Linked DNA regions of Mus musculus: region 1 is linked to region 2. Evidence: chromatin loops called from intact Hi-C (ENCODE). Cell type or tissue: gastrocnemius. All regions are shown on one strand. Each heading gives the region's core, and the rest is flanking DNA. Links, peaks and the distances in the headings are about the cores only. Region 1 holds the start of Vti1b (vesicle transport through interaction with t-SNAREs 1B). Region 2 holds the start of Srsf5 (serine and arginine-rich splicing factor 5).

Region 1 (4,390 bases), core at 101-4,100, 1.8 Mb after region 2:
AATGTCACAGTTCTTTGGATCACACACAACTCTTAACAGCATGGCAGGCAGCCCACCTGTAACTCCAGCTCCAAAAGACCCAACACCCTCTTCTGGGCTCCACAGGCAGGGCACTTGCCCTCACATGTGTTCATACATATTCAAGTATAAATTTTTTAATTTTATGTTTTTTGGGCATGGTTTCTCTATATGGTCTGGCTGTCCTGCAATGTGCTCTGTAGACCAGGCTGGCCTCGAACTCAGTGATCCATCTGCCTCTGTCTTCCAAGTGCTAGGATTAAAATTGAACAACAACACTCTTGAACTACCTTTTAATTTTATAAGAAAAATATTAAGACTTCGCACCACTGCTAACAACATCAGACTTTGTCATCCCTGCACACTGCGTTTTGTTTTTATTTTTTCATTGAATTTAACGGTTGGTGGATTCAAGCTTGTAAAACCCAGGGCTTCAAAGACAAAAATCACCAGGAACCCACTCCCACACACACCTTAGAAGATGGACTATAGGATTTGCTTATGCTAGATAAGTGTTGTACCCCTCGGTAACACCCTTTTATATATATATATATATATATATATATATATATATATATATATATATATATATATATATATTTCCATGTATAAATATTGAATCACCACGAAAACTTTTGTGAGTGGGCCCTTTGTTGGAAACCCTGCCAACAGTATACACAGGGGTTTATATCTATGGAAGGACAGAAAGGACTTCGTAATTGTTGATATATTTCACATAAGGGCAGATAAGATGGGTCTGTCTTCCACACCAAATCATACATTACCCAAGGGCAGAGACAAAATTACTTTGATCAATATATAACTTTGGTTTATCAAAATGTCTATTCTTAACATGTTGTGAATGAGAACCCGGGGCAGCCTAATGGTCTGGACTGGTTCAGCCGCTAAAAGCTGTGGGTATTCTGGGATCACACTGCCCATTTTCCGGTTCTGAAAACATGTGACCCTGGCCACTTAATCTCTCCACTTTTATTAGAGTTATACCATCCGAGGGTAGGCAGGCCTCTGCTCATCTATCTAGGGCTGAGACTGAACATTTAGACGGGATATGAAGTCAGGTGGCAGAAGGAACTGCGATGACAGCGAGGGGCGTGTGCTAGCCAGTCTGCGCAACACCGCTGGCACTCCGGGCCCTCCCTGCACGGCCGTCCTCCCTCACTTAACTACAATTCCCAGTATGCACTGCAGGACCGGCGGGCCCGGATGAGGCGGCCGAGGCGCCAGTCCCGCGGGCTCCCTCGGGCCCTTCCCTTTGGTACCTCCTCTGTGCCCACTGTTTGTCTCCAGGTCGGAGCCACCGGCTCGTCTTGGCGCGAGACCGCGCCCCTGTAGTAGCTGAGTGTCGTCCCCGCCCCGGCTTCTTGTCAGGCTTTGGCGCCCGGCGCCCGTGCAGTGACAAGCAGGGGGAGGGCGTCCGGCTCCGAGGACCCCGGAAGCGCCTGATTCCGGGAGGCCGAGGTGCGGCTGCAGTGATGGCTTCGGGGCTGGGCAGCTGATTGCTGAGGTGGGAGTGGGCCCAGCGCCCGGTGGCCGCAGCTCACGCGCAACCTGCGCCATGGCCGCCTCCGCCGCCTCCTCCGAGCATTTCGAGAAGCTGCACGAGATCTTCCGCGGCCTCCTTGAAGACTTACAAGGGGTGCCGGAGCGGCTGCTGGGGACCGCGGGGACAGGTGAGGCGGGGGCGGGACCAGGCCGGGAGGACTCCGCAGGGTGCAGGATCCCAAACACCGACCCGGGGCTCCCCGCTTCCCCTTTGGGCACGCCCCCTGCTGCTGTCGGGCCCCGGACGCCCAGGGTGTGCTGCCTCTTGTGGTGACTGGGGGCGTGCAAAGGGATAGACATTAGGATGTCCTCTCCTAGCGAGCCTTTAGTTATCTTCCTCTCCCAGTAGCATAGGGCATTCTTCAATCTGTGCTCCTGTGACAAAACAAAAAACAAAAACAAAAAACAAAAAAAACCCTTAATTTGGAGTTGGGCATGTAGGAGTTTGGCATTTTGGTAGGCAATGAAATTTTAAAAATAGTTGTAACCATGGAGATTAGCTTATATGTGAGACAGTGGCGGGAGGTGAGGGGAGGAAGACAGCTACATTGGAGAGGAACCGGAAGTCTCACATTTAGACTTTTTTGACGTACTAGGGTAAATCCTTAAGGAACATAAGCAGCGGAGTAATGTGGATTTCATTTTAGAAGCAAGGCGGCGGATAGCTGGATAGAGGATGTGAGAATGGCTATAAGAGACTGTGTTAGGAGCTTCTATGACAGTTGACTGGGTAAGCATGCGAATCTGGAGAGTGAGCATTAAATCCAACAGGTGGTGCCGAGATTTATGAGACTGGTGGATGTGAGGAGGAAGATTGAGAAGGGGCCGTGTCTTCTCACGTGATCAGTTGAATGAATGAACTTAAATAAGAGGCGCATACTCGTTTGAGCTGGAGATGAGAATGTCTACCTGTGCATTAAAGATAACAGTGTATGACAAAATATTTTTCTGCCATTCAAGAGATTGCCAGTGGTGAACACTTTTAATCCCAGCACTTGGGAGGTAGAAACAGAATCTCAGTGAGTTCAAGGCCAGCCTGGTTTTACACAGCAACACAGAGTTCCAGACCAGCTAGATTCTTCTATCTTGAGACTCTATCAAAAATTAAAAAAAAAAAAAAAAAAAAAGGAAGGAAGGAAAGAAAAGAGTTCTAGAGTCAGATTATCTAAGTTACATACACCTTTTATTAGCTATGTGACTTTGCAAGTTATTTTAACCAAACTAGTTTCCACTATAAAGTAAAACGTAGCATCTGACTTCATGGAGTTTTTGTGGGGAGTAAATGAGATATGTAAAGCTATTAAAAACACCGTCTGGCAACAGTAAGAGCTACCAGCTATTATTAATATGTGTTTGTTGTTTTATTTAGAAATATTAGCTCTCTACACAGTTATTCTTAGGATGCTCTTTTTGCTTGCTTGTTTTTGTTTTTTTGGGTTTGTGTTTGTTTTTCAAGACAGGGTTTCTCTGTGTAGTCTTGGCTGTCCTGGAACTCTCTCTGTAGACTAGGCTGGCCTCAAACCACCTGCCTCTGCCTCCCAAGTGCTGGGATTAAAGGCTTGTATTGCCATTGCCCAGCCTCAGAACACTATTTTCTAATGTACTCATCACTTTGCATATTTATGATACAGTGTATTGTTTTTGTGTTACTAGGAAAGTAGTTTGGAATTGTAGTCTGTGAATCAGCCCATCAACACCATCTGGGAACTTGAGAACTGCACATGCTCAGGCCCCATTCTGACTCACAGAATCCAAAGCTTACGGCAAGCAGTCTGCCTTAACTACACTCGAGGGATTTCTAGTGCTGGCTTAAGTTTGAGAGCCAGTGAACTGGAAATGAAATAGTATTTTTGTTTGTTGTTTGTTTGTTTGATCGTTTAGCATGTGTCCTAAACTCCCTGGAACAGTACACAGCACATCCTAGGTATCTGACAAATATTTACTAGATATGTTTGGGGTGGTGGTGCATACCTTTAGTAGCACTTAGGAGGCAGAGGCAGGGAATCTCCATGAGTTCAAGGCCAGCCTAGAGTACACAGTGAGACCCTTTCTCAAATAAACTACATATTGTATTTGTTAAATTATTGTAAAAATCAATTTTTGGTTGTTAAAGGTCTTAGAAGGTCTATGAGGTCTTAGAAGAAAGTACCTGGGTATTGAAGCAGAATAATTTCTCTTTTTTTTTTTTTTCACATTTTCATTACTCTTCATATTGATGTATATACATTGGTTAAAACAACCAGAGTGAAAGAGATACTTATTTCCCCAAAGTATAGTCTGTATTCTCATGGCCCTTGAAGGGTAGCTGCCACCATGTATCCTAATTTAGGAGGGTTTTGTGGCAGTAACAGTTTTACCATGTATGGTAAGTATTAGCCTAATTATAGCATTCATCACCTACAGCTGTAATTTCTTATCTTGGCTTTGCATCATCTGAAGAGGTTTCTCTAAAGCCTCAGAAGGGATGGAATTTTGTCATCTGATTAATATGTTAAGTGCTAATAGTTATTGTTTCAGGTTTTGGTTTTCTGGTACTTGGAGACATTTGTCCTTGTGATAAAATTATTGACAGTTTTCCATTTTAATTTGCTTGAAGTCCAGTATCGATACCTGAGACCTCAGTTTTGTTTGTTGTGTGTATACATGTAGAGCTCAGAGGACAGTTTATGCTTTCTTGTTTTACTGCATGGGTCCTGGGGATTAAACAGATTATCAGGCTGCAGCAAACACCTTTACCTGGTAAGTCATCTATCCGGCCCTAAGATGCTGTCTCTTTAGAGCTAGGAAAGAAACAGAAGTGCCATGCAGG
Region 2 (4,390 bases), core at 215-4,214:
TGAAGAAAGAAAAATAAGCATTCAGTGTCAGATGTTATGTCACAATGTCAAATGCTATGTGACAAGTTTAAGCCAAGATAGTGATTCCATCAAGTTTCTGGGTTCTCAGCATGTGGACTAACTAGACTTAACTAGTCTGAGAACCATTTAATGCTAACGGACCCTAACCCAACCGTAACAGCCAAACCCAAACCACATACCGTCTATCATTTCGAGGTCTGCGACTGCTAAAACGGTCGGAGTATCGTCCTCTACCTCTTCCACCTCGAGACCGAGCCCGGGCATGTTCAATCGTCACCCTACAAAGAGGTAAAAAAAGCATTCACACACTACACATGAGAGCACTTACATATGCAAATGTCTACTCTGCTCTACTTCCCTGGGAGAACTACTTATAAACCAATCATGCTTACCTTTCACTGCAAAGTTCCTTCCCATCAAGTTCATAAACAGCATCATCTGCATCCCTTGGGTCCTCAAATTCCTAAAATGTAGCAGTAAGAGTAGAGCTTTTGGACGTGCATGCATTCTACAGCACATTAAGATCATGGAAGCCGAGCGTGGTGGCGCACGCCTTTAATTTAATCCCAGCACTCGGGAGGCAGACAGATTCCTGAGTTCGAGGCCAGCCTGGTCTACAAAGTGAGTTCCAGGACAGCCAGAGCTATACAGAGAAGCCCTGTCTCGAAAAACCAAAAAAATAAAAAATAAATTTAAAAAAAAAATCATGGAAGTGTTAAGATATACCTTACACTCAGATACTATAACCCTAAGCTAGGGATGACTGAGAATCAACTCCAGCCAGCAGTTACTTTAACTTCTTAACAGAAGCCACTGCTTCTTGGCCACTTCTAACATCTTTCTGGGAAAACAATTCACATGGACTCAGAGTCCATGCTCATCACAAGAGCTCTACCCACTTTGTTTTTTTTTTTTTTCTTTTTTTGGAGACAGGGTTTCTCTGTGGATTGGCTTGCCCCTGCCTCCCAAGGGCCAGAGACCAAAGGCATGTGTCACCACCACAAAGTTACCTAACTTCTCGACAGATAATTCAACTCAGTTTCAAGTACTTACCACAAAACCAAAACCTCTTTTCAAGTCAATATCTCGGATCCGTCCGTAACCCTTGAAGAATCTTTCCACATCTTTCTCCCTCGCTGCTGGATTTAGTCTCCCAATGAACACTCGACAGCCACTCATGATGCCCGGCTAGTGTTTCCTGTTAGGCAGTAATTGAATCGAGACAATATCAACGATTGACACCATGGGGGTGGGGGATGTTCAGTCAAGCAGTCAAACACACCCCACGTTTACCAACTCTACTAACAAGGTCGCCATGTACCTTTTAAGTCGTTCACGACCACCACATTCAAATTCCAAGTTAAAACTTAACTCTCCAAAAGACCCCCTTCCCAGGTTCCACACGGCAGCCCACCACAACGCCAGTAGCCACCTTTCTAGACTGCGCAGCCGCACACGCTGTCCCCGGATCCCGGGGTTCCCCTCCCATCTGCCGCAGTTAAGGCCAGGCCGAGAAATGCGGGCGGAGCCGAGCCCGCCCTCTGCCAGGCCTGGTCCAATAGCAGCCGGCCGCGCCCGCGTCGCGGCCTCCCCGCGCGTCACAAGCCGGAATCTCGCGACGCCACCACCGAGCCTGCGCAGTGGGCGACGGGGCGCGTTCGCAGCACAAAATGGCGACGGCCGAAGTATGCGGCGGGGTGTGGGGGGGGGAGGAGCGTAGCGAGCCGAGCTGCGTGCCCCCGAGACACGGGCAAGCCCGGGGCCCAGAGCGCTGCGCCTGCGCCGGCCCACGGGGGGAAACCCTAAGCTGCCCTGGGCCAGGCCGGCTCCCCGGCGTCCGGGCCTCGATGAGAGCCATTAAGGGCGGCAGGGAGGGGCGCGCTGCTTCCCGACACAAACGCCCTCCCCACGCCCGCCCTTCCGCCTCGTGTCCCCCTCACGCAACACCCACAGGGAGACGTGCCCCAGCGCCCACCTCAAATCAACTGCGCTCTCTGAGTCGCCGTCCTCCGCAAAGAGCGAAGCCCCGGCCACTTGCGACCCGAGCGGCCATGAAGAAGCCTCGATCCGAGAAGCCTTGCCCTCAAAGCGTGCCACTCACCTACCGGACAGGGTCTTTGGCGGCTGAGACCCCGGAGAGGTCCGTAGTCTGCGACGGAGCTGTCTGCCTCCCTACACAAACACACACACAACACACATACACACGAACCCAACTCGTCTACAGTCTCTCCACAACTGACGCACTTAGCAGCTCGGACGTTGCACAAAATGGAAGGGACGTCCTGGCGTCACTTCCGGGGCGGTGCCAGAAGCTCGGGGACCGCCCACTTGGAGCTGAGGACAGACGGTTCCTGGGAGCCGGAAGTTCTAGTAGGGCGGGGCTTCCTTACCGCGACCCCTGGCGAGAGCAGTGGGTGGTGGGAGGACTAGAAACGTTCGTTCAGTTGGCAGGATACACCGGGACACTTCTTTGGATACGAAAAGATGTATTTAAACTTTTTCTTAGGTCCCTCGAAGATTACCAAGAAACCCAGGCTTTTCAAAAATCACCTGTTTCTTTTAAAAATTCATTTACATAGTCGGTCTCGCTAAGCAGTCCTGGCTAGCCTTGAGCTCAGCGATCCAGCCGGTCCGCCTTCAGTGTGATAGGATTATTGGCCCGAGCACCAGGTCCAATTCTTTCTTTCTTTCTTTCTTTCTTTCTTTCTTTCTTTCTTTCTTTCTTTCTTTCTTTCTTTCTTTCTTTCTTCCTTCCTTCCTTCCTTCCTTCCTTTCTTTCTTTCTTTCTTTCTTTCTTTCTTTCTTTCTCTCTTTAGCCTCTTCTGCAAATTGTACTTATCAATGTCCTTCAAGAGAGGGTTCTTAGCCGGGCGTGGTGGCACACGCCTTTAATCCTAGCACTTGGGAGGCAGAGGCAGGAGGATTTCTGAGTTCAAGGCCAGCCTGGTCTACAGAGTGAGTTCCAGGACAGCCTGGTCTACACAGAGAAATCCTGCCTCGGAAAAAAGAGAGAGAGAGAGGGTTCTCTGAGGCTCAAGTAAGTGAATTCTTTCAGTGTTGTGGTTTTTGTTCTGATCAGCCTAAGGAACTGAATTGTTTTCTACTAAAGGAGAGATTTCACGTGGTGAAATAATGAAATTGGTACTGTGGGTAAAAAAAAAAAAAACAAAAAACGCTCCTATATATTGAATCCCTAGGGCCAATCTTGGCTCAGCTAGCTGGGAAAGATTTCAAGTTGTTTCTAAATCCAACTGGCCATTGTCCATTCCTTTCTGTCCAGGTCTCAATCTCAATAGTTAGGTGGACGGTGGTAGCTTCAGCCTTTAATCATCTCTGTGAGTTCCAGGCCTACCTTATCTACAAAGTCCAAGACAGCCAGGAAAACCCTGAGTCAAAGAACCAAAAAAAAAAAAAAAAAAAAAAAAGAGTCGAAATCAACAGTTATTGAGAAATAGAGTTTATGCTTCCAGCATGGATGTAATACACAGCAGTCCACATCGGTAACTCTATCCAGCCTTCCCCAGTGAGGTTGGGAGGTCTAGAAACATTGACAATAAAGACTGTTGTTGTTGTGAAAAAGGCTACTTCTCTTTAATATTTTTATCTGTAACCTAAGGCATCATCTAGATTTTGAGATGTACCTAGAATAGAGTCACACAATTTCAGCTAGGGTCACAGGGATGAACTGATAGCTCAAGAAGGAGCAGAGCAACCCTGGGTCTGACCTCATTCACGTGGAATAAGCTTGTCTATTCAGTTAACTATGCAAATAAAAACAGCATCAGTGGACCCATTAAAAAACATGTAGCGGGCAGTGGTGGCGCACTCCTTTAATCCCAGCACTCGGGAGGCAGAGGCAGGCGGATTTCTGAGTTCCAGAACAGCCAGGGCTACACAGAGAAACCCTGTCTCAAAAAAAAAACAAAAAAACACTTGTATTATCCCAGAAATGTCTGGGGGTGGGGGGTACTCTCTTTTGGATAAATATTTTCCCCATGTCATTCTTTAGGGGCAAGGGCATCCTTTCCAAAGACATTCAAACAAATAACATATATGTAGTAGAGGAAAAGAGTTACAGAGATCACAGATTAAGAGAACATTTATTGTCCATCACAGACCTGCTAGCTGCCTTCCTCTCCCCAGAAATCGGGTTACACCCTCCCTGAAGGTGTTAGGAGTTGATAAGAAAGCTTACTGTAGCCAGGCATGATGGATAGGTATGTTTTTAATCCCAGTGTTTAGGAGCAGAGGAAGGAAGTAGCCTACTCTATGTAGTGAGTTCAGAGTTAGCCGGAGCTACACCGTGAAACACTGTCTGAAGAGAGAGAGGGGGAGAGAGAGAGAGAGATTCTGTTTCTGACTCAGATTC

What was found. Hi-C counts contacts between places; a loop is a spot of excess contacts. Peaks named below come from ENCODE experiments on the same cell type or tissue, not always from the same donor. Only the 100,000 strongest peaks of a DNase experiment are listed, where the experiment ranks them.
Region 1: it touches region 2 in a loop (7-fold over the local background); 2 of 42 quality-filtered maps call a loop at or near these places.

The regions. Positions count from the first base shown.
Region 1 is chr12:79,169,539-79,173,928 of GRCm38, reverse strand. It overlaps Vti1b (vesicle transport through interaction with t-SNAREs 1B), which reads left to right and starts at 1,471. Exons shown (of 6, transcript NM_016800.3): 1 at 1,471-1,709. The coding sequence starts at 1,595. In gastrocnemius, for the core only: a CTCF peak has its summit at 1,836 (motif pointing left); DNase peaks (open chromatin) are centred at 1,245, 1,433 and 1,741; H3K4me3 peaks cover 1,926 bases; H3K27ac peaks cover 1,778 bases.
Region 2 is chr12:80,943,405-80,947,794 of GRCm38, reverse strand. Srsf5 (serine and arginine-rich splicing factor 5) reads right to left here and starts at 2,296. Exons shown (of 8, transcript NM_001079694.2): 1 at 2,123-2,296; 2 at 1,075-1,219; 3 at 414-484; 4 at 201-299. The coding sequence starts at 1,200. It overlaps Gm20337 (predicted gene, 20337), which reads left to right and starts at 2,396. Exons shown (of 3, transcript NR_045057.1): 1 at 2,396-3,058. In gastrocnemius, for the core only: a CTCF peak has its summit at 2,423; DNase peaks (open chromatin) are centred at 1,611, 2,337 and 2,895; H3K4me3 peaks cover 2,846 bases; H3K27ac peaks cover 1,992 bases.